Linked DNA regions of Homo sapiens: region 2 is linked to region 1. Evidence: chromatin loops called from intact Hi-C (ENCODE). Cell type or tissue: B cell. All regions are shown on one strand. Each heading gives the region's core, and the rest is flanking DNA. Links, peaks and the distances in the headings are about the cores only. Region 1 overlaps AKAP13 (A-kinase anchoring protein 13). Region 2 overlaps AKAP13 (A-kinase anchoring protein 13).

What was found. Peaks named below come from ENCODE experiments on the same cell type or tissue, not always from the same donor. Only the 100,000 strongest peaks of a DNase experiment are listed, where the experiment ranks them.
Region 2: a loop joins it to region 1, with 2.0 times the contacts of the local background. A loop is called at or near these places in 15 of 110 quality-filtered maps.

What each region holds. Positions count from the first base shown.
Region 1 is chr15:85,627,845-85,644,493 of GRCh38, forward strand. It overlaps AKAP13 (A-kinase anchoring protein 13), which reads left to right. Exons shown (of 37, transcript NM_007200.5): 9 at 11,530-11,605. Among named protein-coding and RNA genes, the nearest start is that of LINC02883, 120 kb to the right of the region's middle. RefSeq lists enhancers at 467-1,008, 1,695-1,864. In B cell, for the core only: no CTCF peak of the experiment used is centred there; no DNase peak of the experiment used is centred there; H3K27ac peaks cover 429 bases.
Region 2 is chr15:85,682,625-85,699,273 of GRCh38, forward strand. AKAP13 (A-kinase anchoring protein 13) reads left to right here. Exons shown (of 37, transcript NM_007200.5): 16 at 2,117-2,249; 17 at 10,653-10,827. Among named protein-coding and RNA genes, the nearest start is that of LINC02883, 68 kb to the right of the region's middle. RefSeq lists enhancers at 4,973-5,282, 8,876-8,925, 9,076-9,165, 10,106-10,155, 10,596-10,645 and 1 more and a cis regulatory region at 15,378. In B cell, for the core only: no CTCF peak of the experiment used is centred there; DNase peaks (open chromatin) are centred at 6,247, 7,297, 7,910 and 8,134; H3K4me3 peaks cover 2,430 bases; H3K27ac peaks cover 2,500 bases.

The sequences.
Region 1 (16,649 bases), core at 5,780-8,279:
GCTCTGGAGTGTCCTAACTGCTTTGCTCATGCTTTTTTCGTATAGCTAGAATTCCCTGCCTTACCATCTTTCTCTTGCAAGCATATTGTCCGCTTTTAAAGCCTACCTCATATACCAACGCTTTTGTTGAGCTTTTCCCAGATTCTTGAGCAGGAATTATTTTCATGCTGGGGACTTTCTTTTGTGGATTTTAGCTATTTGTGTACCTATTGTATTACACAAATTAATCAGTGTTTCCAAACTTATAGGCCATGGTTTGTGGAGCTGTCTCACTGAATCTGATAATCCGTAGACTCATAAGGATGTATGTATATATCTATCATCTTGGGATGTCAAGCCTTCGTAACCCAAGGCATTTTGTGTTAAAATTATACTTATAAACCGTGGTAGCTACTATGCCAATTGTAATCAGAATCATCTTTTTCACCTTCTTGTCTATTGCTGTACCTTAACCTGGTTTCTTGCCTAAAGTGAGCACTCCATAAGTGCTGCTGGCTAGTTGTGTGGATGAGTGTCAGTGTGTAGCTGACAGCAAGATAGTGTTAAGAAGCCGCCTTCTGCTAGATTTCCCAATCCTGGTGCAGAAGCCCCGAATTATCGGAAATGTTACTGTTCTTCAGTATGGGTTTTACTTTTAAATGTTTACGAATGAAGCCTAATTCAGAAGAGAGAACCTGCCCGAAAGTGTGCATCATCTCAGATCTGCTTGAGCTTCTTGTGTTCTTAGAGACAGTGAGCCTCCTCAGGACATCATTGTTAATTAACTGCTGGTGATTAAAACCACAGGATTCTAGTAATTGACAGAGCCAACAACAAACAAACAGCAGTTTTTTTTTCAGTTACAGCATTTTGATATTTAAAAAAATTGGTATCCAGTTTCATATTTTACTTGTGTCATTTCAGTAATGCCTTATTTTCTAAATATTTTTGTCTAAATCAACAATGACTGTTTTCCAATAAATCTTTCTTGAAGATGTGAAATACACTTTGCCAAACTTATTCAATTTAATACTAAAAAATTGTAAACAATTATTATTGAATTCTAAGACAAATATAAGAATAAGAAGAGATGGCACAGTGGCTCGCGGCTGCAATCCTAATGCTTTGGGAAGCCGAGGTGGGAGGATTGCTTGAGGCTTGGAGTTCAAGACCAGCCTAAGCAACATTGTGAGACCCCTGCCTCTCCAAAAAAATTTTTAAAAAACAACTGGGCATGGTGGCACATGCCTGTAGTCCTAGCTACCCAGGAGGCTGAGACAGGAAGATTGCTTGAGCCCAGGAGTTTGAGGCTGCAGTGAGGTATGATTGCACCACTGTACTCCAGCCTGGGGTGACAGCTTCTTCTTCTGAAAAGGAAGGAAGTGAGGGAAGGAGGGAAAATGAAAGGAGAAAGAAGAAAAAGGGAAAAGAACAAGAAGAGACTCTTGAGGGGGAAATTTGTGGTGGACTGGAAGTGAGGAAACCTTGGGTCCTCTGTTTTGAAATATTTATTACTTTCATCAAATTACTTTGCCTCCTTTGGCCTCAGGTTTTTTATGGGTCTAGTAAAGGGAAGCAGGGCTGTAATCCTCAGGGAGTCTCTCCACTTTTTTCTTCAGAATCACTGAGGATAATGAATTCAAAGATTATTCATTAGGCATCCACCATGAACCATGCACTTACTACTCATTGGGGAGATCCGTTAAATAGATGCGATTTTGTTCTCTGGAAGCTTATGGTCTTTTGAGCAGATAAAGCTATAAATACAATATAGTTCATCTACATGTATGCTCTCCACAAATCACCAAGCCTCACTGAGTGTGTTTTCTTCCTCTCTAAAATGGCAACATGCCTTCTCAGGGGTATGTAAAAAGGTCAAATCTATGGGATGGTACTTTAAAGTATCATGAATCTAGAAATATAATGAGTTCCTTTACAGCCTTTTTTTTTTTTTTTTTTTTTTTTTTTTTTTTTGAGACAGTGTCTGGCTGTGTCACCCAGGCTGGAGTGCAGCAGTGCTGTCTTGGCTCACTGAAACCTCCACCTCCCGGGCTCAAGCCAGCCTCCCACCTCAGCCTCCTGAGTAGCTGGGATTACAGGCGCCCACAACCATGTCCAGCTAATTTTTGTATTTTTTGTGGAGACAGGGTTTTTCCATGTTGCCCAGGCTGGTCTTGAACTCCTGAGCTCACAGTTGCCAAATTCAGTAACTTCTTTTTGTTTTGTATCTGCTTTGACTTCTCTGCAGCAGCTTCTGTGAAGCTCTAATCTCCCGAGTTCTCTGGCTCTTAGACACTGGTGTGTGCCATCTCTGACTTCTCTATTCTCTGTTTTTTAACACATACACACACACACACACACACACACACACACACACACACACACATCATGAACTAAGATGGAAAATTGTAACACACACACACACACACACACACACACACACAAACACAATGAACTAAGATGGAAAATTGTAATTCCGGCCCAGTGTCTCTGTATATATAACATTTGTGACCCAACCAGAAATATACGTAGCACGAAAATACTCTATGCAATGTGGTGTTCCATTCACTGTCATTCCCATCTCTATTAATTACAGCATGCATTGTCCAAGTGAACACACATTTCATTGTCTACTATGCAAGATGCTATGGTAGGCTTATTGACCGACCTAACATTTTCACATCTCACATGTAAGCTGTGAGTTCTTTGAGGACAAGCTATTTTACTACTTCTGCTTTTAAGGCTTGGTTGGTACAGTGTTTATTATATAGAAGATACTTAACACAGTTTTTAAAAAATAGAAGGATAGAAACATCCCAGCATGGCGAGCCTTACATCTTCACACAATCTTCCTTTTCTAGAAAGTAACAATAGATTTTAAAATAGATTTTTCCATTAAAAAAAAGAAACTCAGGATGAGCACCCATGTCACACCTACTGTGGTAGCTACAATAAGAAAGATAACAAAAATAGGTGTTGACAAGAATGTAGAAAAATTGTTGAATGGTACAGCCACTTTGGAAAACAGTCTGACATCTCCTTAAAGTATTAAACATAAAGTTACCATGTATGTAACCCAGCAGTTCCAGTCCTAGGCGTATGCCCAGGAGAATTGAAAACATGTCCACACAAAAACTCTGAATGTTCATAGCAGCATCATTCGTCACAGTCAGAAAGTGAAAAAAAAAACAACCACCCAGATTTCCATCAACTGATGCATATAGATAAGTAAAATGTGGATATATCCATACAGTAGAATATTATTTGGAAATAAAAGAAGTAAAGTACTGTTACATGCTTCAACATGGGTGAACCTCAAAAACATTTTGCTAAGTGAAAGAACCCAGCATGAAAGACCAAATAATGTGTGACTCTATTTGTATGAAATGTCCTGAGTAAGCAAATTTGTAGAGATAGAAATACATTCGTGGCTCTCTAGGCACTAGGGGACAGGGGATGGGGGTGAGGCATGACTACTAATGGATATAGGGTTTCTTTTTGTCAAGATAAAAATGTTTAAAATTACATAGTGGTGATGGTTACACAACTCTATGAATATACTAGTACTATTGAATTATATACGTTAAATGGGCCAGTTTTCTAGTATGTGAATTACATCTCAATAAGGATGTTAAAATGCAAAATAACACACACACACTTTCTCTCTCTCTCTCTCTCTCACACACACACACACACACACACACACACACACACACACACACACACACACTAAATGCAATGTGGTGATTTGGATGGGATCCTGGAACAGAAAGAGAACACTAATGGGAAAACAAGTGAAATCCAAATAAAGTCCGGAGTTTACTTAATAGTAATGTACCAGTGTTGGTTTCTTAGTATTGACAACTGTGTTATGGTTATGTAAGATGTTAACGTTGGAGAAACCAGTGAGGAAGGGAGTGGGGATAAACGGGAACTTTCTGTGCTGTCTTTGCAAACTAAAGTTATTTCTACTTTTTATGTATACTATTTTTTGTATCAGCCTGAAGTTGTTACAAAATAAGTTTATCAAGATAAATTTTTTAAAAATAAAAGAAATATATAACCATTGAAGAAAATTTGGGAAACTACAGGAAAGTTAAAAGGAATATAAGTTGTCTCTTTGTGGTCGTTCAGACATATCCACCCAATTGAAAATAGATTAGGAGATTGCACCACAGAAGTGTAACATGTCAAGAGATTTTTGGCTGCCACTGTGTGTAAAATTTTTAATACTATATAATATATACTAATTGTTAATGTGGTGGATCGGAAATTGTTCCGTACTTGCAAGCTGGCAAGTTAACTTACATCCTGACACAGTTTCATGGGTGCTGGCTGAAGTCATGGCATTCTAGGGTCAGAGACAGGTAAATGTATTACTCATTGCATAGCCAGCAGCATCAGCATCACCTTCTCGTTGGTTCTCCTTGCTTCCTAAGCCCTATGCAGGCAACACGAAGGGGTCCAGGTTGATGCTGTGTCACAGCTGAGAAATCTAAACCTGAAGAAATCTGAATTTTTATACAGTGGACAGTAAGCCTGTGTGACCTTTGCCCTTGACTGAGACATTATCTTTATAATACTGGACAGAAACAAACCTGCCCTTTGCTTCGGAAGGAAACAGTATTTTTATCTTCTAAGGGTGTTTGATATACAAACAGTCTTGAAAAGATAGTCTAGAATAAAAGGACCATCAGGGCTTTTGCTGATAAAACCTGCAGAAATGCAAGAGGGACATGGAGAATTGTTTTCCAACATGATTATGTTCTCATCACTGTTATTATGTTCTCATCACTGTTACTCAGAAATTAGCATATTTACTTAAAGATATGTAACTTTAATTTTGTTCTAGTAGTATGTGTTTATTGTATATAATTTTGTAAAATATGAAACTCACTTTATGTAACACATGTACCTAAAATGACAGGAAAAGTATAGAGAGTCTTAGTTGCTTGCATATTCAAGGCAAATAATGTTCACTTTACTCATTGGCTGTGGAATGACATGTGGTATTGAGAAGGTAATGAAAAGTATTCTAAGAAATAAAATTTTTTTTTTTTTGAGGCGGAATCTTGCTCTGTCGCTAGGCTGGAGTGCTGTGGCGTGATCTTGGCTCACTGCAACCTCTGACTCCATGGTTCAAGCGATTCTCCTGTCTCAGCCTCCCAAGTAGCTGGGACTACAGGCATGTGCCACCACGCCCAGATAATTTTTGTATTTTTTCAGTAGAGACAGGGTTTCACTATGTTGGCCAGGATGATCTCGAACTCCTAACCTTGTGATCCGCCTGCCTCGGCCTCCCAAAGTGCTGGGATTACAGGCATGTGCCACCGCGCCCGGCAGAAATAGAATTTTAATAGGGTTTTCTAAACTGTTGGCCCCTTGTTGAAGGTCAAGGTAAGAGACAGTAATATGGTAATTCGTAGTAGTTCATTTCCACATTCTTTACTTATCACTAAAGAATCATCTGAGCTCTTTTATTTCTGTAAACTAAACTTGTTGCTGTATTCATGCAGCCTCTTCTTATTACAGGAATAATAGGGGCGGGGGGGGAGTAATTTTTTCCCTTCCAGCTTAAAAGTGTAGTTTTGTATTGCAGTACAGTGGTTCTATTAGCAGAGAATCTTATTTCACAGTAAGTAAAATTTGGCTCATTGCAAATGAAATGCCATTTGAAATTAAGAGAAAATTCTCTGAATGACTTTTTTTTTCTTTTTTTTTTTTTTTTTTTTTTTTTTGAGACGGAGTCTCTCTTTGTCACCCAGGCTGGAGTGCAGTGGCACAATCTCGGCTTACTGCAAGCTGAGCCTCCCGGGTTCACGCCATTCTCCTGCCTCAGCCTCCCGAGTAGCTGGGACTACAGGCGCCCGCCACCACGCCTGGCTAATGTTTTTGTATTTTTAGTAGAGACGGGGTTTCACTGTGTTAGCCAGGATGGTCTCGATCTCCTGACCTCGTGATCTGCCCACCTCGGCCTCCCAAAGTGCTGGGATTACAGGTATGAGCCACTGCACCCGGCCTTTTTTTTTTAAAAAGGAAAATGTGTTGTTTCAATTCTTTGAAAGATGTGGATAGGGTGTTGGTAAAGTTACAAAATTTGTGGTTACTTCCTTATTGTGTATACCTTAAAGTACCTTTCAGAAAGGATATTTTTAAATATGTGTAATCCCAGGGCACCTGCTGAAGATTCAGTTCCATTCAGGATTACTTTTAAATTTTTGGCATCATTTTGTAACACACCAGGAACTGAAACCTTGATGGCCCCTGATTCTTGCTGTTTTTGCTCTCTGTAATAGTAAAATAGCTGAACAGAGCAAATGATAAAGTGTTTTGTTTCATGTGGTTCTAGTTTGCCTGGTTATTTGCAAGCAGTTTAATTCCTTTCATTCATTTTATTGTCAGTTATAATTTGACAAAATGTCTCTAGCTTTCTGCCTTATGCCACTTAGCATATACAGTAAAACTGTTGATCTTTGTCAGCAGAAGAGTTTAAGATTCTCACTAAAGTGATCAGAAATATATTTTAGAGGTTATTGAATAAAATCAAGGCTTCTGTCTTTGAGCATACAAATATTCACAACTACTTAGTAGTTTGTTTAGATATTTCTGCTCATATTATTTAGAATTACATCTAAGTATGTCAGTTTTAATGATTAAAGGGTTATAATGTTAAGGTGTGTGGGAATTGTGAAGACTAAAATTTATTTTATATTTTATACTTCTGTTTTTGAGAATGTATTTGTTTTCAGCTTTATTCTGGTATAAATTTCCATACAACAAAATTAACCAATATAAGTTTATAGTTTGGTGAGCCTTGACAAATATTTAAATTGTGTAATCACTACCGCATCATAATAGGAACACTTCTGTCAGCTCAGAAGTTCTGTTCTGTCTCCCTGTAGTCAGTCTTCTCCTTCATTCTCTGCTGATCACTAATGTTTTCTTGCTACTGTAGGCTTGCCTTTTCTAGATATTGCATGGATAGAACCATACAATACATAGTCTTTTGAGTCTGGCTTTTTTTTTTTTTTAACTTACCGTAATACTCTTGAGATTCATCCATGTTGTTTGTATCAGCAGTTCATTTCTTCTTTCTATGAATCTATAACATTGTATGGATATATTATAATTTGCTTATCCATTTACCATTTGATGGCAATCTGGACTGTTTCTAGTTTGGAGCTCTCATGAATTAAAGCGCTTTAAAAATTCCAGTGCAAGTCTTTGTGTGACAGTAGGTTTTGATTCTTCTTCGGTAAATGAATGGAATGCTATGTTGTATGTAAGTATATGTTTGACATTATGAAAAACTGCTAAACTGCTTTCCCAAAATGGCTGTACTATTTTGCTTTCTTTCAGCAACAGTACTGTGTTCTAGTTGCTCCACATCTTTGCCAACATTTGGTATTATCAGTCTCAAATTTTGACTCTTGTAATGGATGTCTGCTGCTATGTCCTTGTGATTTTAATTTACATTTTCCTGTGGATTAATGATGTTGGGTATCTTTTTTTTGCTTATCTGCCTTTCGTATATCTTTTTAAATAAAATGTTTATTCAAATCTTTTACCCATTTAAAAAATCATGTTGCTTTGTTACTGCATTGTAAGAGTTTCTTTTATTTTTAAATATTCCGGGTAGGAGTTCTTAGCAGATAATTGTTTTATAAATATTTTCCTTCAGTTTTTAGTTTACCTTTTTGTTTTCCTAACAGTGGCTTTTGAGGAGTAAAAGTTTTTAAGGTTGACATAGATTTATCCTTTTTTTTCATGTTTTAAAAAATGTACTATTTAAGAAATCTTTGTGTAACCGAAGTTCCCATAAAAGTGTTTCCCTCTGTCTTCTTTAGGAGTTTTATAGTTTTAGGTTGAACATTTAGATATATAAAGTATTCTGAGTTCATTTTTATAGGTGGTAAGGTTTGGGGTAAGATTTTAGATCTTGGGGAGTTGTATTTGTTTACATATTAGTATCCAGTCGTTATAGCATCATTTGTTCATAAGACTATTTGTTCCTCATTAAAATATCTTGGCATCTTTGTCAGGAATCAATGGGCCATATCTGTGAAGGTCTGTTTGTGGATTCTCTCTTCTCTGCCATTGATCTATATGTCTGCTGTTTAATATCACCCCGGTTTGGTTAGTGCAGCTTTTATAGTATGTCTTGAAATCATGTAGTGATCAATTTGAGGACAATTAACAACTGTATTGAGTCTTCTGATCTCATGGAATCTCTGTATTTATTTAAGTCTGCATTAATTTTTCTCAACAATGTTTTATAAAGGTTTCAGAGTATGAGTCTTACTCATATTTTCTTAAAATTATCCCTAATTATTTTATATTTATTGAGGCTTTTGTAAATGGTATTGCTTTTACTTTTAATTTCAATTTCTAATTGCTCATTGCTAGTATGTTGACTTTGTGTCTGGCAACCTTGCTTTTATTAATACATTATTTATTCCAGTATTTTTATAGATTCCTTAGGATTTTCTACATAGGCAGTCACGCCATTTGTGAATAAACCAAGTTTTACTTCTTCCTTTCCAATGGTATGCGTTTTCTTTCTTTTTCTGCTTTACTGCACTGGATAGGACCTCCAGAATATTGTTGAATAAAAGTGATGAGAATGGACATCTTTGGTTACTGATCTCAGAATGAAAGCATTTAGTCTTTCACCAATAAATATAATGTTAACCGTAGGTTTTTTATAGATGCCTTTGTCAGGTTGAGTAATTTCCTTTCTGTTCCTAGTGTTCTGAGAGTTTTTATCATGAATAGATGTTGAATTTTGCTGATTTTTTTTTTTTCCTTTGAGGCAGATTCTTGCTTTGTTGTCCAGGCTGGTGTTCAGTGGCACAATCACGGCTCGCTGCAACCTCTGCCTCCTGGGTTCAAGTGATTCTCATGCCTCAGGCTCCCTAGTAGCTGGGATTACAGAGACCCACCACCACACCTGGCTGATTTTTGTATTTTCAGTAGAGATGTGGTTTCACCATGTTGGCCAGGCTGATCTTGAACTCCTGACCTGAAGTGATCTGCCTGCCTTGGCTTCCCAAAGTGCTGGGATTACAGGCATGAGCCGCCGCTCCCGGCCCCAAATTCTTTTCATCTAATGATGATCATTAGTTCGTGAGTTTTTTGGTCTTTTAATAAACTGGTTTTTCAAGTGCTAAACCAACCTTAAATTCCTGGGATGGACCCATTTGCTCATGATATATATTGCTGGATTCCATTAACCTAAAATTTTGTTAAGGTTTTTTGCATCTGTATTCCTGAGGAATATTGATCTATAGTTTTCTTATATCTGTCTGGTTTTGATTTCAGAGTAATGCTAGGCTCATAAAATGAGCTGCATTGTAAATACTTTTCTTCTGTTTTCTGTAAGAGCTTGTGTAGAGTTGACATTTCTTTCTTAAATGTTTGGTAGCATTCACCACTGAAGTCATCTAGGCCTGAAGTTTTCCTTGTAATAAAGTTTTAAACTATGGACTCAATTGCTTTAATAGAATAAGGCTATTTAGATTATCTATGTTTTCTTGAGTGAATTTTGGTAGTTTGCATAGTGTCATGGAATGCTATTTCATCCAACTTGATGAATTTATTGCAGTAATGTTCGTAATATTTCTTTATTTTTTCAATATCTATAGGATCTGTAATGGTGTCACTCTGTAATTCCTGATTCCTGTCATTTGTCGCTTTTCTTTTTTGATTAGCCTCGCCAGAGTTGTATTGATATTATTGACCCTTTTAAGGAACCAGCTTTTGGTTTCATTGATTTTATTGTTCTTCTGTATTCTATTTTATTGATTTTTGTTCTTTATTTTCTTTATCCTGCTTGCTTTGGGTTAATTTCCTCCTCTTTTTCTAGTTTCATAAGGTAGAAGTTTAGATCACTGATTTGAAACCTTATGTTCTAATATAGGCATGTAATGTTACAAATATTGCTGTTAGCACTGCTTTAGTTATATCCACACATTTTTATATGTGGTGTTTTAATTTTTATTCAATTTAAAATATTTTCTTCTTTTTCTTAATATTTCTACTTTCCCTGGGTTATTTAGAAGTTTTTTTTTTTTTTTTTTTTAATCTCTGTCACCCAGGCTGGAGTGCAGTGGCGCGATCTTCACTCACTGCAAGCTTTGCCTCCCGGGTTCATGCCGTTCTGCCTCAGCCTCCTGACCCTGAGTAGCTGCGACTGCAGGCGCCTGCCACCATGCCTGGCTAATTTTTTTGTATTTTTTTTTTAGTAGAGACAGGATTTCACCGTGTTAGCCAGGATGGTCTCCATCTCCTGACCTTGTGATCCGCCCGCCTCAGCCTCCTAAAGTGCTGGGATTACAGGCGTGCCACGCCCAGCCTATTTAGAAGTTTTTAAAATTTTTTTCAAATATTTGAGTTTTTCCCCAGTATCTTTTGTTTTGGATTTCTGATTTAATACTGTTGTGATCACAGAGCATACTTTTTATTATTTTAATTCTCTTATATTTAAGACTTGTTTTGTGCTACAGTATATGTTTGTTTTATTTGAGGTTTGTTTTATGTGATACAATATGAACATTTGTTTTATTTGAGGTTTGTTTTATGTGATAGAATATGAACATTCCAAGTGCACTTGAGAATGTTTCTTATGCTATTATTGGGTGGAGTGTTCTATATTGTGTTAGCTCAGATTGGTTGAGGTTTTTCAAGTTTTCTCTATCTTGCTGATTTTGTTTGTGTTTATCAATTAAGAGAGGAGTATTGAAATCTTCAGTGGTAATTTTAAAAATTTAAAATTCAATCAAAGAGAATTATAATATTAAGAGGGTTGGGAGGTGTAAAGGCAATATTTAAATTTTTTTTAATTTGTGGGGAAGGGGGAAGTATTTGCTTTTTAGAATAACACAGACTTGGCATTCCAGCACCAGTCCTGCTGTTTATTACTTCAGCAACCCCTCTGAGCCTGTTTTTTTTTTTTGAGATGGCGTCTTGCTCCGCCCAGGCTGGAGTGCAGTGGCGCGATCTCTGCTCACTGCAACATCTGCCTCCCGGGTTTAAGCAATTCTTGTGCCTCAGCCTCCTGAGTAGCTGGGATTACAGGCGTGCACCACCACCATGCCTGGGTAAATTTTGTATTTTAGTAGAGATGGGGTTTTGCCACATTTGCCAGACTTGTCTTGAACTCCTGGCCTCAAGCAGTCCTCCCACCTCAGCCTCCCAAAGTGTTGGGATTACTGGCATGAGCCACACCAAATATGTATTTTAATATTTAGTCAATTTCATTTGTTAACTTTTTTAATTTTACCCTTGGCCTACACTATGGCCTTCATCTTCGTGTATCTTTTCTTATTGCTTTTGTATGCCTAATTTTTATTGACAACCTCTAAAGATCCTTGAGTATAGATTGCTGTGGTAATATTGTGAAAAAAAAATTTTTTTCCCTTGACATAAGTTTGCTCACCCTGTATTAAAGAAAAAGATAGGAATGTTGGTCAGTTGACATAATTTTGGCACCTGTAAAATTATCTCACATTACTTCAATGTCTGAAACTCTGTGTTTTCTTTTTCTTTCAGATAAACCGAGAAAACTGGTGTACAATAGAGCCATGCCCTGATGCAGCATCTCTTCTGGCTTCCAAGCAGAGCCCAGGTAAGCTGAGATTATCCATTCATTTTCTGGAGCTGCAGCCCCACTCTGGCAGATCGTTTTATTTGGAGATCTGCCCTTCCTTAGCATGTTATACAGTAAATCAGAGGAAGGGATGTATGTGATCTGGGTTTGTAGGCATTTTGTCTTACAGTTGAAGATGAACACATGTAATTACCGAATTTTGTTTTGGTAGCAACAGACATCATAGGTGGCTTTATGATTCATTCATTTGTGAAGGCATCTGTGCTGTGCATATACATATGACATAGGATTTTTAATCTGGTAAAAGTATAAATATACTGTTAACCAAACCTGAGGTTCTCAATTTTGAATGCACATTGGAATTATCTGGCTGAACAAGCTTTAAAAATATACTGATGCCTGGGTCCTACCTCCAGATATTCTGATTTAATTGGGTGGGGTGTGGCCTAGATATCAAAATCTTTATAAGCTCCTTTGATTACCCTGCTGTGTACCCAAGGTTGAGAACCATTACACTTTGGACACATGGTCAGGAATTAAGTCTTTCCTTAAGTACCTTTGAGTTATTCCTAACAACACTTGAGGGTACGATGCTCTTAAGACCTTGCTTGTTAATGACACAGCACATAGCTTGTGATTAGTTAGGATTCCCAACTTTTAAACCAGGTCCAGCCTCTAACTCTGTGTGATGTAAAGTATGTTCCCTAATGTCTGTGTGCTCCGTTGTCTCCCTCCCATCTGTAAAGTGTTAGTAGCCTGTCTCATTTTGAGGGTGTAGTACAGATGACATGATGAGTAATCCCTGTGCCTGTTCTACGACTGCTAAGTGAATACTAGTAATTTGCATTCTGAGTTTTTTTAGTCTGTTTTACCCAGCAAGCCTCTGTTTGCCTTCCCAATTTTTACTGCCCAGCTTTAAAAATTACCTAGTCTTCATTTGCAGGTCTTTTTAGAAATAGTTTACATGTAGATACCCTCCAGTAGTATTAAATTTAAAAACAAATGGTTTTGAATCCTCTAACTCCAGAGCAGTTTCCTACTGATTGTCAACTCTCTAACTTTACTACAAAGGAAATATTGAAAACAAATATGAGAAGTGTTTTTCTCTATTTTTGTCTCATTTTTTGAGAGTAGTTAAGGATATTATGCTATAGTTGTGTTCAGGGTCCAAGTTTTACAAGATTGGCCCTGTTCACAGATTTAGCTGACACTTCCCCCATGTAGCCTCCTAGAACCTTCTACTTAAACGTGTACCACTTACTACTGTGTTTTGGGTCCTTAAACTGTTTGGGGCTTTTTCTAAAAGTGTAATTAAAACCACCCAAGAGTGAGACTTTCTGCCAAGTAAAGGTTAAATGAGGTTGGTCACAGTTTGAATATTCATAGGAAGGAAAGATCTCCACACATCATAGTTTAATTTCTATATTTAGAGAAATAATTTTTGAACCCCTGGATGTTTTCCCCAGGACACAATTTTGAATTCTGTAGACCTACTGTACACCCTAACCCCAAGCATAAGCAATTTAGTCTTTTTAGAGTAATTATTGTAAAATCTCGATTTAACAGAATTGCAGATCAGAATTATGCTACTGAGCTTCAGACCTGAGATTTTGATTTTAGGCATAGTGTTTTTGTGAATCCCAGGTACTTTGTTTTGCAGGTTTCTGTATTTTACTTTATACACACTTCCTCAAGAGAGCAATAGCATTAGACCAAATAAGATATTGTCTTTTGGCCGGGCGAGGTGGCTCACGCCTGTAATCCCAACACTTGGGGAGGCCGAGGCGGGCAGATCACGAGATCAGGAGTTCAAGACCAGCCTGGCCAGTATGGTGAAACTCCCATCTCTACTAAAAATACAAAAATTAGCCGGGTGTGGTGGCACGCCTCTGTAGTCCCAGATACTCGGGAGACTGAGGCAGAAGAATCACTTGAACCTGGGAGGCGGAGGTTGCAGTGAGCCAAGATCATGCCACTGCACTCCAGCCTGGGCGACGGAGCAAGACTCCATCTCAAATAAATAAATAAATAAATAAATAAATAAATAAATAAATAAATAAATAAATAAATAAATAACGGAGTCTCGCTCTGTCGCCCAGGCTGGAATGCAGTGGCACAATCTCGGCTCACTGCAAGCTCCGCCTCCCAGGTTCACACCATTCTCCTGCCTCAGCCTTCTGAGTAGCTGGGACTACAGGTGCCTGCCACCACACCCGGCTAATTTTTTTGTATTTTCAGTAGAGATGGGGTTTCACCATATTAGCCAGGATGGTCTCAATCTCCTGACCTTGTGATCCATCCCCCTCATCCTTCCAAAGTGCTTACAAAGGGATTACAGGCATGAGCCACCGTGCCTGGCCAAGATACTGTCTTTTAAAATCACTTTGTATACTCTTCAATAATGGATAAATTACAAGATAGAATTATGATTAGTGTGACATAACAGAGCCCACCGGATTTCAGCAGTGTGTTTTCCTGCCCTTCCCCAACAACAGTTTGTTGGCATATATGTTGTTTTAAACCTAAATGACTAGATAACACCTTTTAAAAAGTTTGTATTATGTTAGCTTCTGAAAAGCTAATAGCTCAGTACACAAAAATTACAGACAGATTTACATATGGGTCATAAAATGGGACTGGCCCTACCTGTGTCCACCTTTAAGGTACTGTCATCTGGATACTTACTGAATCATACATTAAAGGTTAATGAAGCCTTAACTTCATTAGACACATATATCACACACCTGCTATGTGCTGGAAACCAGAGTTCTGGTTACTGTATGTATAAATTATTCCTGTCACTATGACTCCTTTAGGGAAGTACTAATCATCTCTTGTCACTGTTATGGAAATGGCAACTGAGAGGGGTGAAATTACTTCTTGCCTGGAATTTTTCTTCTATTAAGTAGTCAGACCTAGATTTAAGCCTGATCAGTCTAACTAAAAAACCAGAGCTCTTTACTCTTGTTTACACTTAGATATGCCGCTCCCCTTTATTCAGTAGGAAGGGGACAAATAGGAAGAAAGAAAAGATTTTATTAATTTTGAAAACTTACCAATTCATGTGACACAGGGTGTGGATTAGCTCTGCCTTTAGGGATTCCCCCCACCTCCCCCCGCCCCATGGCGTTAGGGGGTTATAATGGTTTACGGTCCCTCTCTCTCCATCTTAGCCCTTCTTTCTGTACTTTTCCCTCTTTCCCTCCTCAACAGTCAGCTTTATCTCACAGAGCAGACTCTCGTCCCAAACTTGGTTTGTTATCCCTTGTGGTGCTGGCTTGAATTTATTTTCTGGGTGAGGTATTCCTCCCAGGGCTGAATCTGGATCTTCCCCATGAATTTTCCATTCGAATATCGTGAGCTAGTTTGTTTTCCAGTCTGGAATTTGGACGTGGTCTGTTAGAGGGCCAGCTGGACAGCGAGCAGCTCAGCGTAGTTGCTGTGACAGCCCTTTCTTTTCTTGGCCAGCCCCCATATTTTTCCCTCAACCATGGAAAGGCATTTTTTTATTTTTTCAAGCAGGGAAAGGAGAAGGAATAGATCACACCCACCAACTCCTCCTAGGTTACTACATACTCTAGGAAACGTGAAAAAAAAAAAACCTCCAGAATACCCATAGTTTCCAGTCTGTTAAAGGCAGGGCTGTTCCCATTGAACTAACACACTCCAAAATAGTTTGAACCAAGACTGAAACAGACTAAGGTGATTTTTTTTTTAAATGAAAGATTTTCAGATTCATCCATGAGCCCTCTCTCACTTCCTATGGCATTTTTTTTTTTTGTAATTCTTTGTTGAAATTGTCTTCTAATATGTTCATTTCTGCTACAAGACAGTAAACTGCTTCCCCCCCAACACTAAACATTTCTTTTTATTTGGTTACTCCCCAGTATTTAGCCAGATGCTTAACTAGTAGAAAAAGTAATTTTATTGGCAGGGGATTTATGACCTATACCAATGCAATGCAATGCAGCCTTGACCCTTGCTCTAAGCTACCAGCGCAAATAATTCAGTGATTATCACTAATTACTTAACTGTTAATTAGAAGAACTATTTCTTCCCACTTTCAACACACAGAGACAACATAATTACCATCCAGGCATAAAATCTAATAATCAAAGGAGACGTTGGAAGTTATGTAGTCCAACCCTCACTTCCCTCTCTGTGCAGATACCTTTTCTGTAATATCTTGACATAGTCATTCTGTGTTCCAAAACCCTTCTGGTAAAGTGATAGTCATTACTTTATAGGCCACCCAACCTATTGCTAAGAAGCCCCGTTTTAGTGAAGCTCTGTAGCTCACACTCACTGGTCTTTGCCCCTGGAACAGTACAGAGGGAATCTGTGACAGTCTTTAGGCACATTTTCTTCAAGCTCCTCGGCAAGCTGTATGTATCTCAGACGGTTTGACTGTCGTGACCCCATTACTACGTACACATTTTTGTTTATCAGTGTTCTACTTGAGATGTTATTTAGGAACAAGTACAGTCCCGAGGGTGTGGTCTGGATGGCACATAGCGACAGGACTGTCCCCGTTTTGGATGCCCGTGTACTATTTACTAATAGAGACTAAAACTATTAGTGTTTCTTTGGTTTTGTCATCACCTTGTACTGTCAGTTCCTTTTGAATTTGCTTCCCCCAAAACCTCCAAGTAGAGTTCTCTTTAACTCCTAGATAGCCAGGTTTCTTGCCCTGTCCCTCATCATTTAGTGTCACCTACAAATTTGATAAAGCATGCCTACCTGGTTGTCCAAATAACACATTAACTTGCTTACAAAAACAGAGATGCATGACTTTTATCTTCTTTTTTTTTTTTTTTGGAAATGAAGTTGCTCTCTGTCACCTAGGCTGGAGTGCAATGGCGTGATCTTGGCTCACTGGGCTCACTGCAGTCTCCGCTTCCCGGGTTCAAGCGATTCTTCTGCCTCAGCCTCCCAAGTAGCTGGGATTACAGGCACCTGCCACCATGCCTGGCTAATTTTTTGTATTTTTAGTAGAGACGGGGTTTCACCATGTTGACCAGGCTGTTCTCGAACTCTGGCCGCAGGTGATCCGCCTGCCTCA
Region 2 (16,649 bases), core at 6,171-8,670, 55 kb after region 1:
ACATGTAAATGATACATAGCTCTGTCGAAGTAAACGAATTGATTCTTTTTTTTTTCTTTTGAGACAGAGTTTCGCTCTTGTTGCCCAGGCTGGAGTGCAATGGCGCGATCTTGGCTCACTGCAACCTCTGCCTCCCAGGTTCAAGCCATTCTCCTGCCTCAGCCTCCTGAGTGGCTGGGATGACAGGCATGCGCCACCATGCCCAGCTAATTTTGTATTTTTAGTAGGGATGGGGTTTCTCCATGTTGGTCAGGCAGGTCTCAAACTCCCGACCTCAGGTGATCCATCTGCCTCAGCTTCCCAAAGTGCTGGGATTACAGGCGTGAAATTGATTCTTTACTTGACAGCAAGCAAAAGATTTCTGTTCTGACTCATTATTTTTATTTAGGTTTTCATGCTTATGAGATAGAATATTCTACTTGAAGTTTAATTGGGGTTCCTATGGCTGCCCTGCAGTTTTTTCTGAGTTGCCTTCTTTTTCACAGAGGCATCAGTTATGATTCTGATTTAGAACCCTTGCAATGAATGCTTCTCTTTGCACTGCTTTTATAGCTTATTCTTTCTCCTTTCTACAGCAGTGGTTTTCATACCATTTCCCCCTTATCTTAAAAACAGACTGCTGTATTTTGTAAACAATGCATATATAAATAAACTGACTGTTGACAGGACCCCTTGTGGTGCTGCTTCTGCCTGCCACCTGCCCTCTCACAGAGGCCCTAGAGGCAATCACTGCTGTTCTGTGGGAAATGTCTAAAATATTTTAGAACACCTAAGCAAAGTAGTATAAATGGATGCCTTTTCTATATAACGGATTGTTTATTTGAATGCCCAGCTGCTCTTTTGTTTGTTTGTTTGTTTTGAGACAGAGTCCCACTGTGTCACCCAGGCTGGAGTGCACTGGCACAAACAATCTCGGCTCACTGCACCCTCCACCTCCCGGGTTCAAGCGATTTTCCTGCCTCAGCTTCCCGGGTAGCTGGGACTACAGGCGCGTGCCACCACACCTGGCTAATTTTTGTATTTTTTAGTAGAGACGGGGTTTCACCATGTTGGCGAGGCTGGTCTTGAACTCCTGACCTCGTGATCCGCCCACCTCGGCCTCCCAAAGTGCTGGGATTACAGGTGTGAGCACCGCACCTGCCCCAAATGCCCAGCATTTAAGAAAATCAACCATTGCAAATTACCTAAGTTAGAACATGCCCATCTTGGATGGACTTAGATTTTATGTAGGTTTCTTGAACAGGTAGATCACTGAATCTACATAAAACTCCTAAAATTGATCTTTCAACACTGTGCCTCAATTCTGTCTGCTCCTCAGTAAGTTCCCTCCTAAAATTGAACCTAGCTGCATGGACCAGTCCACAGTCCTGATTGTCCCGTGTGCCAAAGGCTAGAAAAAAGTTGTGATCTCTACCGTTAAGGAACTTGGATATGTGGTCAGTCATAAGATTCCTTGGTTTGCAACTCCTATTAACAAGTACCCTGTCATTCTGCTACATATATGGGTTTCCTTTCAAGCACCCATTTGTTACAAAGGAGTTTGTAGATTGAATGCTATTGTAGATGAATAGATTCCATATAAAATAATTACTGAATAATTGACAGGCTCTTTTTAACATGAGGTCACTGAAAATCCATAATTAAAACATTAAAAATGGGCCAGGCGGTAGCTCACGCCTGTAATCCAAGCACTTTGGGAGGCTGAGGTGGGAGGATTGTGTGAAGCCAGGAGTTCAAAATCAGCCTGGGCAACATAGCAAGACCCCATCTCTACAAAAAAATTTGAAAAATAGCCAGGCGTGGTGGCATGTGCCTTTAGTCCCAGCTTACTCTAGAGGCTGAGGCAGGAAGATTGCGTGAGCTCAGGAGTTCAAGGCTGCAGTGAGCTATCATCACACCACTCAGAGCAAGACTGTCTCCAAAACAGACAAGTGAACAAGAAAACATTAGTGACGGATCTAAGGAAACTTAGCCAAGTTTTGATAACAGAACCTGGGCGTTGTGGCATACTCTATAAAAAGCCATTCAGCAGCCTTCATCTACCTTTTATTCTGCTTCACTTTTATTTAACTTCTGTAGCCCTTTAAAAAAAATCAATCTTCTTGTTTTTATTTAGTATAACAGAAGAGAACTATAATTTCCTGCCACATAGCCCCTCCAAGAAAGATTCTGAATGGAAGAGTGGAACAAAAGTCAGTCGTACATTCAGCTACATCAAGAATAAAATGTCTAGCAGCAAGAAGAGCAAAGTGAGTATCACTGTGGGCATTGCTTGTGATCACCTCAGTAGGATCCTGTCACAGCCTGCATTCACACCAAAACTGGTTAAATCATGGGGACATAAATGGAAATAAATTCAGGATTACTCTCCGAAATCGCCTAATATTTAAAGGAAAATAATAAGAAGAAAAATAGCAAGAAGTGGAACTACCAGTTACTGAGTTTTCACTATATGCTAAGTGCTTTCCATATATTATTTAACCCTTTCAACAACCCTGTCAGGTAGGTGTTATCTCTCTTTTCTAAAAGTGATGTACCTTACCGAGGATACTCCTCTAATGTGAAGAAGTAGTTCAAACCAGATCTCTTTGGTTTCAAATCCCATACTCTTAAACCACAGTGCTTAAATCTGTAATATCAGTTTAAATGCAACAGAAGGATTTTATGCAAAGATCAAAGGATTGAAAATATTTATATTTGGCTTTAGAGGGAAGGATTATCCCACAGAAGATTACAAGAACTTTTAAGACTAATATGATTTCTTAGATCTATTTCTAATTAGGAGCATTTGGAATATATTCTCTTAGTGATTAAGAGATTAAATAAATGTTTAAACCGTGTGTGTGTGTGTGTGTGTGTGTGTGTCTGTGTGTGTGTGTGTGTAAGGCTCCACTGTATCACCCAGGCTGGAGCACAGTGGCGTGACCATAGCTCACTGCAGTCTTGAACTGCCAGGCTTAAGCAGTTTCCTGCCTCGCACCGTAGCCTCCCGAGTAGCCAGGGCTACAGTCATGTTGTGCCATCGTGCTGAGCTATGTTTAAATTTGTTTGTAAAGATGAAGTCTTGCTGTTGTGTCTAGGCCGGTCTAATGCCTTACCTCAAACACTCTTCTCGCTGCAGGCTTCCGAAGCCCTGGGTGTGATCCACCGTGCCCAGCCTAAAGTAACATTTTTTATCTAATTATTTTTCACATGCTCATTATGGAAATCTTCAAAATCTAAAAGTAAAAGAATGAAAATCTCCTGGAATAACCCCGCTTAGAGATAACTACACTTAATGTTTTGGTTTATATATTTCTAATCTTTTTTAAAAATGTATTTTCAAAAGAAAGGGAGAAAAGAAGTTCACTTTCTTATACTGATTCCCAGTGCTAAACCAAAACTGATTCCATTTCAAGTCCGTGGGGAAAAACTTTTCGCCTCTCACACCCTGTTCATCTACCCACAACACCCTCTAACAAAATAAAGACATAAGTAAATAAAAATTTGAAATCAGTTAAGGAACTCTTGCAAGGAATCACTGTGTGTGTGTGTGTGTGTGTATGTGTGTGTGTGCACGTGCATGCATGTGTGTGTGTGTGTGGTATATACATGTACATACAGATATATACACACGTAGATACATGCATATTTAGAAGTAAGGGAATAAACAAACATTGAATTCAAGAATATTGTCATAAAAGGGCATTGCCTCCTCCCTCACAAAACAAGGTGCACTAAGCTTCTCAAGCCCTCACTTCAGTGGGCTGATGGAAATATAGCCAAAGTATTTTACCATGTTTTGTAAGATCTCTTGGTTTAGCAAATACATTCAAAGAAATTTTTCCACCAAACGTGCCACAAGAATTGTGTTTTCATTTCTCCTGTGCAAGTACAGAATGGAGAGAAAGTAGGCAATCAGGGAGAGATGCAAAGAGTCTAGCAAATTATTTCTAGCATAATCACACATTTAACTTCAGACTCAGCCTTGTTTTATAATTCCAAAAAAAAAAAAAATGAAGGTCAAAGAATACTGCTTTACCAGTATTCTACGTATTTACATATTGGCAGCCAGGCTTAAAATAGAGCCTTACCTTTTTTACTTACCACTGCCGGCTTGGATACTAGTTGGTATCAACAAAAGAAAATCCCCTTGGACAGAGCAATATAAATTAGCCAAGTATTATTAAATGCTTTGTATAGTCTTAGCATTCCACTAGGTGTTAACAGGCACCTAAGAGAACTAAAGCTCATAGTCCTGACCTTGAAAAACTTTATGATCTAGTTTGGATGAATTCAAAATGTTTTCATTGTTTTTTATTTTGCTTTAAAACTACTGAATCTTGTCTTCAAACAAGCTTTTCGTGGAAGACCAATAAATAAGTGGAGATTCCCCCTTTCTAGCCATCTCCCCAATGTCATGGAGTTTTAGGACAGAGCAGTGAATGTACCACTCATCTCATGGATAAGGTAAAACATACACATGATAGGAAAAAAAACAACGTAAGATGGAATTTAGAAACTGGACCCTGACCTTTAAAAAAGTCTCAGCCCTCAGCCTAGCCTCCTTATTTTACAAACTGAGGCACAGAGATGTATGCTTCATGTCACACAACCTCACACAACCTCACACAACCTCCTGTTATCTGACTTCCAGGAAGTAGTACTCATCATTTTGTGTTTAAACAAAATGTTACTATACAGCGTAATTTTTTTCTTTTAACTTTTTTAATCTGAAAGGACTGGAGTTTGCTAGGAGGAGATGAGCAGAAAGGACAGGAGAAAACATATTTTGTGTTAGACCGAAATCTGTGATCACTGGTAGAAACTTTTAGTATCAGTTGACCTCTTGTCTCTGATCATCTCCTTTGTCAAAATGACAACACTTTTTTGCAATTGAGATTGGTTCCTCTTTCAGACTTGGCTTCAAGATTTGATCTCTTGGGGTCGTGCTGTCTTTAGCAGTGGAAACTCAAAAAATTACAAATTTGTAACCCTGAATTGTAGTCCATTTCCCATTACCAAGTGTTTAGAGTGCCCTAGTGGCAACTGTAAGTCACCTTTTATAGTGAGGTGTTACTAGCTCACTTTTAAATAAAATTGGAACAGCTTGGCTTTTGTCAATGTAGCAAAAGATGATTTTTTAAAAGGTGGGGGTGGGGCACAGTGGTACACACCTGTAATCTCAGTACTTTGAGGCTGAGATGAGAAGATCACTTGAGACCAGGAGTTCAAGGTCAGCCTGGGCAGTATAGTGAGACCTCATCTCTACAAAAAAATTGTAAAATTAGCTGGGCGTAGTGGCACACACCTGTAGTCCTAGCTACTCAGGAGGCTGAGGCAAGAGGATCACTTGAGCCGAGGAGTTCAAGGCTGCAGTACGCTGTGTGCACTCCAGCCTGGGCAATGGAGCAAGACCCTGTCTCTTAAAAAAAAAAAAAAAAAAGAGAGAGAGAGGAAAGAAATAGGGGAAATAGTAAAGCAGTATATTTTGTGTTAAATACCCTCACTCTGCTATGTATCTGCATAGCATTTTACCATGCAGAAGTACTGTATTTTCTAAATGGTAACATAAAAATTAATGAATATTAAATTTTCTTAACATAGTGATGCTAACTCTAATCTTGTTCTTAACTATTGAATAATGTTACTTCTCCATAATGTTAACAAATTGAAAGTGCTACTATGGATATTGACACTGATTTTTCTGTGAAAATGATAAATTTTCAGTTTTTAAAAATTATTTTTTAAATAGATGCTGTGAGAGACCGTCTGATCCAATTGTTTTATTAATCTACCATACAATAAAACTAGACCTACATCTTTTAAAGGAAAAATTTAAGCATCTACCGAATATAATATTAAAATGCCACCTGTAACTCTTAGAGAAGTGTCTAAGGATTATTTGAAAATGTCTGCTTTCCTTTTGCATGATATATATATCTTTATGAAAATAGGTTATAGTGATTAACCTAGATATATTCCATTCAGTTGTATAATTGTGATGATAAACAGTTCTTAAACATGTCCAAAGAAGCCAAAAGCCAGTAGGCAGTAAACTGTTCACATTCCTAGGAGGGTAACATATTTTGTCTGGATCACTGGGTTTTGTATATAAACTTAAGAAATTGAGTCCTTGATCCTATGTCCTTTTGAGAATTATCACCGACTGGCATAAGTGATTAGATTAGATAAATATATTGAATGTGTTTGTGGAAGATGAGAGGGGATGCTAAACAGGAAGTATAGCAGGAAGACTGGCAGTTTCTGCTTTTGTCTTAGTATCTTTGAGAGATAGTGCTGTTTCCTGCTAAGTAATTTTGCGTGTTACAGAGTATTTAAACACTCATATGCATGGTGTTCGAGTTCACAAAGGGAGTGTGGAATGACCCTCTTCAAACCATCCTATCACACTGGTTTTCTTTTTTCTAAACCACAGTTACTTTTGCACCAACCTAATACTAAGCTTTCCTCTTTGTAGACAAACAAGAGGTGGTTAGAAATGTTTTAGACAAATCTATTTGATTTGAAGTAGGTATTTTTGAGTGCACAGGTTAAATTCCTGCACAGCTGCAAGTATACTACATGACTTTGTAACAGGACATTCAGTTACAGCTCCTAGGTCCTGTGGTCTGTATAAAAAAGAGCTGTACCCATAGGCCTTTCAGAAGTGCCTCCTAGAGTAGTGTTTACAAAGACTTAATTTTAAATGTAATTCTCATTCCTTCTTTGATTAAAGATCTGTAACATGACAGTTGTTTGATCATATCATGTTTTCACAGTTGTCCAGAGTGTTCTTTTTATTGTAATTACATGTATAAAGGGGTATTTTTGGAAAAGTGAAGAATCACCTTTGATAGTGTCCTAGTGCAGTTGTTACCTGCATCTATCCCTGTTAAATACCGTTAGCCTGTTTCTCCAGCACACAGCTAAAGCATTTTGCCAGTTGTTAAACATGGAAAAGTCAAACTTCAGAAAATAACTAGTCACCACTTTACACCAGGCAACTTCACTGAAAAGTTTTCTTATGAAACTCACTGCATTTTACAAAATGAGGAGTCTATTTTAAAATAGGTAAGATGTGTTCCTTAACTTCCCGTGTAAAAACTTGGCCTCAAACCTTGCTAGAGTTCTTATATTGCTGCTTAAGCACTGTCCACACACACTGTTTTTGGGGGGAGTGAGGTCTCGTTTCATTTCCTGTATCCTTTGTAACAAGGGTTGTTGGCTTTAGCAGCAGCATTCAAACAGTTAAGACTGTCTTAAGGAAACAAGCAGCCTCAGCCCTCCCTCCTTCCCTTTCTCAGCCAGTCTCTGGCTTCCTCTTACGATTTCACTAATGGCAGCTCAAAGCTGCTGAGCTCTGCCCTGACGGCATGCGCCCCCGCTTCTGTGAGAGCACGCTTCCTGGCATGGGGGTCGAATCATGTCGATAAAATGGGCTCGGTTTCATGAAGTACCCCACATAACAGTGAGATTCATAGGACCAAAGCATGGGGAGGTAAGAGCCTGACTTCTTTAAAGCACTAAATTCTAGTAAACACAGAAAGAGCCAGTGGAGTTGGTTGTTTTGTTTTGTTTCCATCCTGGGAAGAACTAATTTGGATTGTTGCAAAGGGAAGCTATTTCTTATTTATTCAGGTTTGAAGAGCATTGCAAGGCTTGAGAGGATAAGCTGGTTGCCATAAAAAGATTTTTTAAACGATTGAAGTATAATTTAACTTTCCTGAGCAAAAAAATCAGATGCTTTTCCATTTAACATTTTATGCATGGAAAAACCTTTAGCAAAATTTAGTTAAAAGAAAGAAATTATTTGAAAAAACCCAAATTTAGTTGTTGATTATTACTAAAGTTTTATGTACTTTAGTGATTACCAATTTTCACTCAGAACAGCTTCCTGTTTTGTAAAGTGAAGGAGTTTTTCTCCCTTCCTCTCTCATTATTTTTTATAGTTCAAAAGTGTAGTAATTTGGCTCTTAGATGTTCATTATATGTATTTGATTAACAAAAGACTTCACATGAATCATAGATCTAGCAATTATTTACCATTTCATTACAGTGGTTGGGTTCTGAACAGAAAGTCAGAAGACCTGGGTTCCCATTTTGACTGTGCTGATCATCTGTTGTGTGACCTTTTGCAAGTCAACCAACCTCTCCAGTCCCTGGCAGCATAGTGCAGTGTATGAGAGCTGAGCTTTACAGTCAGCCAGATCTGAATCTTAATTTCAGCTTGAGCAGTTATTGGCGTGTGGCCTCAAATGCATTATTAAACATCTCTAAGCTTCAATCTCTTCAGATGTAAAATGGAGATAATACCTAGTATTATCATTGGGTTGTTGTGAGAAAATACATGTAAATTGCTTACTACAGTGCTTAGCACGTAGTAACTGTTCAGATTTTTAGCTGTTATTTATTATCTTTATCCTCTACGTTGTAAAATGGGAAGCATAATGCTCACCCTGCCCACTTCAGAGTTATTGAGTCAGACGAAATGATGTATGTAGAAGACATTGATTCAAAATGTTAAGGCATTTAGTAGTTGTCATGATCACTGACTTGGGACACCCATTTTCCTGGAATTTTTTTAGGACATAACAATGGTATTGACAATAGGTAAAACCTCTTACCTTGTGAATGGTAGGTCTTTGTAGTCCAGTTGGTTTGAAAGGAAATTATTTCATTGATACTGATAAGCCAGCCAAGTACTCTGCCAAACAGTGCTTCTAAAGGACCTTTTATGGAGAGCATGGTTATATCCCCATGGTCCTGGCCTCCTAAGGATGGTGTCCACCTGAAATGTCCCTGACTGCTTTAGATATTTCATTAAGGACCCACCACTCATCAGTAGTTCTTCAAGTTTTCAGTGTTTGAATTCCTTTCCGTTCCTCTTCATGACTGTGTAAGCTTTGACAACAGCCTCTCTTAGATTGAGGCTTGATGTCATATGAGTCCTCTGCTTTCAGTCTGTCTCTAGAACATTTCTGACATTCCTGCAGTATTCTTAAGGTGACATGGCCAACTTAATCTGGCACTTAGAGCTCCTGACTCTCAGCCCAGTGCCCCCACTGTTCACCCAGTCTCATGTCTCATTTGCTGGTGTCCCCTGTGCTTTGTACCTAGCCCGGTTTTGGCCTGCTCAGTAAGTAGAAGCACCTGGGCAGTGGCTGGGCACACAGGAAGCACAAGATGAGTATCAGTTTCTGTTGCCACTCTGACAAGTGAGGGAAGACCACAGGAAAGAAAGGAGCTTCACAAAAGAGGTCAGAGAGCACGGCGTAGGAAGCTTATCTTTCCAACCTAGGGACACTGCCTGCTTTTCCTGCCTTCCTGCACCCCTAGGTACTCAGGGTAGAGGAGTGAGCTACTAAGCCTTGGGACTTCCTTTCCCTGGAACCCCATTTTTTTAAAGGAAGTGACCCTGTTGGTATCTAGCTTGAGGAACAACAAAGGTGGTTTTTGAGAAAAATTATTAACAAGGCTCCTTCCTGTCATCCGTGCATTCTCCTATCCTCCCTGCCCTGCACCGTTGTCCTTTAGCCACTCCCCAATTTCTTCTATCTTCCCTGCTCACATCAAAACTTCCTTTCCCTTACTGCAAGCAATACCTTTCTGTGTTGGCTTAGGAGAATAATGAGCTAATGAAACTCATTTCCAGTAAATTATGAGTAATTAATAATATTGCTAAGCATTATTGTGTATTCACTGTGTGCCAGGCACTGTGCAAAATGCTTTAGAAATGTATTATCTCACCTAATTGTCATATGTTTTAAAAAACATATGAGATGGGTACTTTTGTGATTACTCCCATTTGACAAATGAGAAAACTAAGGCTCAGAGAAATAATTTACCTAGGGTCACGCTATTACTGAGTAGTAGTAGTGGTGGTGGTGGTGATGGTGGTGGTGGTGGTGGTGGCAGTAGTGGTAGTAGTGGTAGTAGTACCTGAATCTGAACCGAGGTCTGGTACCATCGTCCGTATTCTTAACCACTGTACGGTTTTCCAGCCTCCCCTTCTTATCAGTCTCCTCTTGCCGGTTTGAAAATTAGGGCAAAGTTAATATTTACAAACCTTAAAATTCTAATTAGCAGAAACTGAAAATGTATATGTGGGGCATATTTAATATTTCTAACTAGAGTAAAGGAGGAGACTTTATACATACTCCGTCACTTAGGGATATGCAATTGATGTGAGAAAGAGAGGAGCCTCGGTAATTTTTCATGCCACCCAGGCATCTTTTTTTCCCTCAGGCTGATCCCAGAATTGCTGCCACCCTTTTTTCTGCCCTCTGCCTAAAGCTGGCCCTAAACCCATGACTCTCTTCCTGTGTGGACTGTGCTGTAGCTTGCTGAGGAAGGGCTGTACTGAGGTGTCAGAAGCCTCCTTGCAGTGCTGGTCCTTGGGTATTGTGTCTGTTGGTAGAAGTAACCAATGAATAAGCCACTGCCAGAACTGTTCCGCCTGCCCAGTTTTCGTGTGAATTTTCTAATGTAGCTTGCGTGCCAACGCCTTAATTTAAAAAAACAAAACAAAACACTTTGCCCAGAACTTTGTTTCTCACTCCTTTCCAAAATAGTCACCAGCTGTTGTTAACCACATGCCATCTGGGTGCCCAGGTAAGGAGAAAGCCCTCCAGTGTTCAATTAACTGTGGATTATTTTCTTTTCTTCGGCAGGAAAAGGAAAAAGAAAAAGATAAGATTAAGGAGAAGGAGAAAGATTCTAAAGACAAGGAGAAAGATAAGAAGACTGTCAACGGGCACACTTTCAGTTCCATTCCTGTTGTGGGTCCCATCAGCTGTAGCCAGTGTATGAAGCCCTTCACCAACAAAGATGCCTATACTTGTGCAAGTAAGAGACATGCTTCTTCCTCTCGTAAGATGGAACTCTCTTGGCTCAAGAAAGCTCATTTCTTGTTTCCTGTCCCCACTCATTATCTGTTCCTCATTTATGTGGAGAAGTAACCCTTTTTATATCTTTCTTTAGACATGATAAAAGAAAGAAATTCTAGATGTATAACATACAGCCTATATTTTTTTCAGACAGCCCCAATTTCAAATACAGTCAAGTTAAGATGGTTCAGCCTAGCTTTTTAACTTTACAGTGGTTCAAAAGCAATACACGTTCAGTAGAAACTGTACTTTGAGTGCTGGTACACTCATTTCGTTTTTCACATTTAGTGCAGTATTCAATAAATTACATGAGATAGTCAACACTTTATCATAAAACTGGCTTTGTGCTAGATAATTTTGGCCAACTATAGTCTAATGTAAGTGTTTTGAGCATGTTTAAGATAGGCCAGGCTAAACTATGATGTCCAGAAGGTTAGGTGTATTTAAATGCATTTTTGACTTAATAGTATTTTCAATTTACCATGGGTTTATGTGGATGTAGCCTCATTGAAAGGATGAGGAGCATCTGCACTCTGTTCTATGATCTCTAAACCACTGCACGTTTTAAAAGTCTGTGTCAGCATCAAAATTATCCATAACCCCAAACCCTAAAGCTACTCAGTGGTCTTCTGTTAGATCATATGTGCTCATTTTTATTCTATTACTTTGGTATATGCTTCAGCCATTACCAACATTAAGCCATAGTGACGGCCAAGGGAGAGCACCTCCGTGCTCAGGGACATTCTGTGCTGACCTGCTGAAAGCCAAGTCTGCTAACTGAGCATTGTTCCTGGTTTTGATAAGACACTCTCAGGCAGGAGTTGCTTAACTTTTTCTGTACAAGACCAGATAAAAAGTATCTTAGGCATCGTGACCCACATGGTCTCTGTCACAATTCTTGAACTCTGCAGTTGCAGTGCAAAAGCAGCCGTAAGCAATACATAAACCAATGAGTGTGATTCCAATAAAACTTCACTTATGGATACTGAAATTTGAATTTCATAAAATTTTTGTTATGTAATAGTTTTTTGATTTTTAAAAACTATTTAAAATGTAAAAATTATTCTTAGCTCATGGGCTATACAAAAATAGGCTTCAAGCCACATTTAGCCCACAGACCATAATTTGCACGTTTTTGCTGTAAGGCAGTGCATCTCAAAATTTTGTCAGTGCACAGATCAAAAGTAGTATTTGTAGAGCATACCAGGGTAAATCAAGGAGGCTGCTTCTGGTCAGAGGTGACAGTCTGGAGTTCCAGCCAGTCCAGGGCCAGTCCAGTCACCCGGAAGGCTGAGGTAATTAACATGATACTATATCTATAACCAATTCAGATGTTATAGTGACGAATTCAGATGTCAAGGAGCAACTCTCAGACCATGATGTCCTGAAATCTTGTTTTCAGTCATTTATGTTGGATATCCCAAGTAATTTCTTACTAAAAATAGTTAACTTACTGAAATCTGATTTTTTTTCTTTTTTTTTTTGAGACAGGGTCTCACTAGTTGCCCAGGCTAAGTCTTGACCTCCTGACATCAAGTGATCTTCTGGCTCAGCCAGCCTCCTGAGTAGCTGGTATTAGGCATGCACCACTGTGCCTGGTAGAAATTTGAAATGTTTAAAAGTGTATTTGGGCCAGGCGTGGTGGCTCACGACTATAATCATAGCACTTTGGGAGGCCGAGGTGAGCGGATCACCTGAAGTCAGAAATTCGAAACCAGCCTGGCCAACATGGCGAAACCCCGTCTCTACTAAAAATACAAAGTTAGCTGGGCTTTGTGACACGTGCCTGTAACCTCAACTACTCGGGAGGCTGAGGCAGGAGAATTGCTTGAACTTGGGAAGGGGAGGTTGCAGTGAGCTGAGATCGTGCCATTGCACTCCAGCCTGGGCAACAGAGTGAGACTCCATCTCAAAAAAACACACACAAAAAAACGTGTATTTGGACAGATTGGAAGTTACTTCTGTGATGATTTTCACTCACTTTCTTGCTTGGAAGAGGAGGAGTGGAGTTACAGCTAGCACACAGCCTGTCTAATCTGTGCTACAGTTCCTGTGACTTTTTGATATGACTGACTTTATGACACACATTCATGTAAAATGATTTTTATTGGATGTTACACCCCCAAAGTAGTCAGCAACACTATTTGTTTTACTGTCCTATTTTTTCAAAAGTAACCAAAAACCATGAGAGCTCTCACCCGAATCCTCATGCATCCCTGTGGGCAGAGATCACACACATTAATGTCATCCTTCATTTGTGACTTACCAGACCATTGAGAGCCACTACCACATAATAATAATTTCATGTAACCTCTAGGAAACAAGAGACTGTCACTGTTCAGTATTCCTCCAGTGTTTATTTTGGAACCCAGGTTCTAATAGGACTCTTCTGGGACACCAGTCGGAGGTCTATAGTTTAGTTTTTTAGCCATTGGACACAGTTAGCTTCTTAGTACTGGAATAACCTGGTTGCCTAGAGCAGTAATCACCAAGCATTTTATAGCATGTTCACCTATTATTAAAACATTTTTAGCATACTCACATAGGATACATACATAACATAAAAATTACATACAAGTCCTACTGTGCCATACTTTCCAAGAGCTCATTCTAAAAATAAGTCTCAGAATTGCCATTTTCTTGTTTTCTGGTTAGTTATTAGTATGATTAGTATTGTCTTTGATTCATGACTTCTTTGAAGGAATTTGTGTAACTCTCATCATTTTCATTTGATTTTAGTGGAAACCAGGTAATATAATCCATAAGCCCACTTTATTGGATACCTGTATGTTTCCATTCATCACAACATGCTGAAAGTAAACAAATGTGGATTATGCATGCCCAGCCCATCTCCTGAGTGAAGAATACCCCGCTCCCTTAAGAAACCTCTAGTGTCACATATAAAGTGAGGCTGCCTAACATAAAGACTGAGCGAGGCACCCACTTATCAATTAGACATTAACTCAATTTTTCTTCTACGTTAAGGAGTCATTTTAAATAAGAGCTGTAAAATCTTCCTCCTGTGTTCCAAGGGATTGTTTTTTACATCCCTCCTTGCAGTGTGCCAGTTCTTCTTTTGGAGAGCACTGATCTCAGAAAAACGGGAAGAGGCTGTATTTCTTGATTGGCAGTATGAAATTAATATTCAGGGAACTTCATCAGTAAAGCAGACTAGATACCTGCCTTCTGCTATAAAATATAAAATGCTAAATAAAATCTATTTTTTAAAAAATTAATACATAGCTGAACCTGCCAAATAGAAAATTCCTGAGGGAACTCAGAGCAGTAAAGAGCATGCCCCCTCATTTGGGGTCAAGATATGCGGCCTCAGGGTATGTAGTGGGAGCTGGGACTGAGACCCCTGTATAAGAAATGCTGTTTTAAGACTAACATCCATGATGAAGGGCCTTGGAAAATTCTACCCAGTGGCCTTCAGAAGCAGAAAGGAACCTTACAGTCTCCCCAGGTCCCTGAGTGAGAATTGATGAATCTGGAGTCCAAGTTTACACCGTCTGTATGTGCTAGAACTTCAGGCTAAGAAACTTTCACAAGAGGTTACATGAAATTCCAGTTTAGGAATGACAGATCCTTGAGGGACCCAGCCTGTAGCAGATGTAGAACTGCTCCATTGGGTTAGGTTGACAAATCAGTATACCCAAGGCTACGGCAGGAGGAATAAAATCCTATGAAGCCGAGCTCATGATAAAAGATACATAGATGCCACATAAGGAAGTAAACCACCATGAGGAAGAATTAGGGGATGTACAAGCAAGAGATGTTGAAAATCACTAAAAGGGGCCGGGCGCAGTGGCTCACGCCTGTAATCCCAGCACTTTGGGAGGCTGAGGTGGGTGGATCACAAGGTCAGGAGTTCAAGACCAGCCTGACCAACATGGTGAAACCCCGTCTCTACTAAAAATACAAAAATTAGCCAGGCTTGGTGGCGTGCGCCTGTAATCCCAGCTATTCAGTAGGCTGAGGCAGGAGAATCTCTTGAACCCGGGAGGCGGAGGTTGCAGTGAGCTGAGGTCGCGCCACTGCACTCCAGTCTGGGTGACATAGCGAGACTCCATCTCAAAAAAAGAAAGAAAATTACTAAAAGGATGAAACGAATAGAATCTATAATGGAAGAAAAAGACGTAACAACTAATGGGTAGATTTAAAAACAACTGAGTAAAATTTAAAGCATGGAAATAGTCATTGAAAGGTATTCATGGATTTTTTCAAATATTTCAGCATATTGTCCTGATTTATAATTGTTTATAAAGGAATAAGATGGCTTCTACTCTGTTGTCTGCATTAGTAAGGGGAGAGCTTCAGTCTAGAAAGTCTTAATGACTTCACACTGGATTTGTTTTTTACATTTAATCATAAATAATTGTACCCTTAAGTCCTTGATCTTATATGAAGTCAATCAACAAAGTTCATTTGACTGAATTCTGCAAGCTACTGTGTTTGATATGTGATTCATACAAAAGCAGTTTGTCAACAAATATTTATTGAATATCAATATGAGTCAGGCACCCACAGTGGCTTAAAAAAAGGAATTCTAAAATGATCCTTCGTACTTATTTATTGTGAACTTGTTTATATTCTGGAAAAATTGAAAGCAATTTAAATATCCATCCATAAAATATAGTATATTTTGTATAGTATATAGATGGATAGGCTGATAATAAAGAGAGAATATAAGGGCCAGGCACGGTGCCTCATGCCTGTAATCCCAGCACTTTAGGAGGCTGAGGCTGGCGGATCACTTGAGGTCAGGAGTTGGAAACCAGCTGGCCAATGCGGTGAAACCCCATCTCTACTAAAATACAAAAGTTAGTCGGGCATGGTGGCAGTGCCTGTAATCCCAGCTACTTGGGAGGCTGAGGCAGGAGAATTGCTTGAACTTGGGAGACAGAGGTTGCAGTGAGCCGAGATTGAGCCACTACACTCCAGTCTGGGTGACAGAGCAAGACTCTGTCTCCAAAAAAAAAAAAAAAAAGGAGAGAGAGAATATAGGACAGATCAGAGGTTGCCAAACTTTTTCTGCAAAGGAACCAATGGTATGTTAGGCTTTGCAGCCCATCAGGTCTTTGTCATGACTACTGGACTCTGTCCTTGTAGCACAAAAGCAACCATAGACGATGGATGTGACTGTGTTCCAATAAAAATTTATTTACAGGCCTGGCACGGTGGCTCATGCCTGTAATCCCAGCACTTTGGGAGGCCTAGGCAGGTAGATCACTTGAGGTCAGGAGTTTGAGACCAGCCTGGCCAACATGGTGAAACCCCGTCTCTACTAAAAATACAGAAATCAGCTGGGCATGGTGGTGCACGCCTGTAATCCCAGCTACTTGGGAGGCTGAGGCAGGAGAATCACTCGAACCCAGGAGGCAGAGGTTGCAGTGAGCCGAGATCGAGCCCCTGCACTCCAGCCTGGGAAACAGAGCGAGACCTTGTCTCAAAAAAAAAAAAAAAAAAAAAAAAAAATTTACAAATACAGGCTGTGGGCCTAATTCAGCCCAAGGACCATAGTGTGCCAAGCCCTGGGAGAGATTTGCAGGTGCAGACAGAGCTCTCCAAGACATTTTGATGAGTTGGAAAGTCAGTAAATAGAACAATATATACAGCATGATCCTAGTTTATGGAAAACAAACAGTTTATATAAATTTACAAAAATATGCCAGGGATGGTGGCTCACAGCTGTAATCCCTGCACTTTGGGAGGCTGAGACGGGCAGAACACCTGAGGTCAGGAGTTCAAGACCAGGCTGGGCAACATGGTGAAACCCCA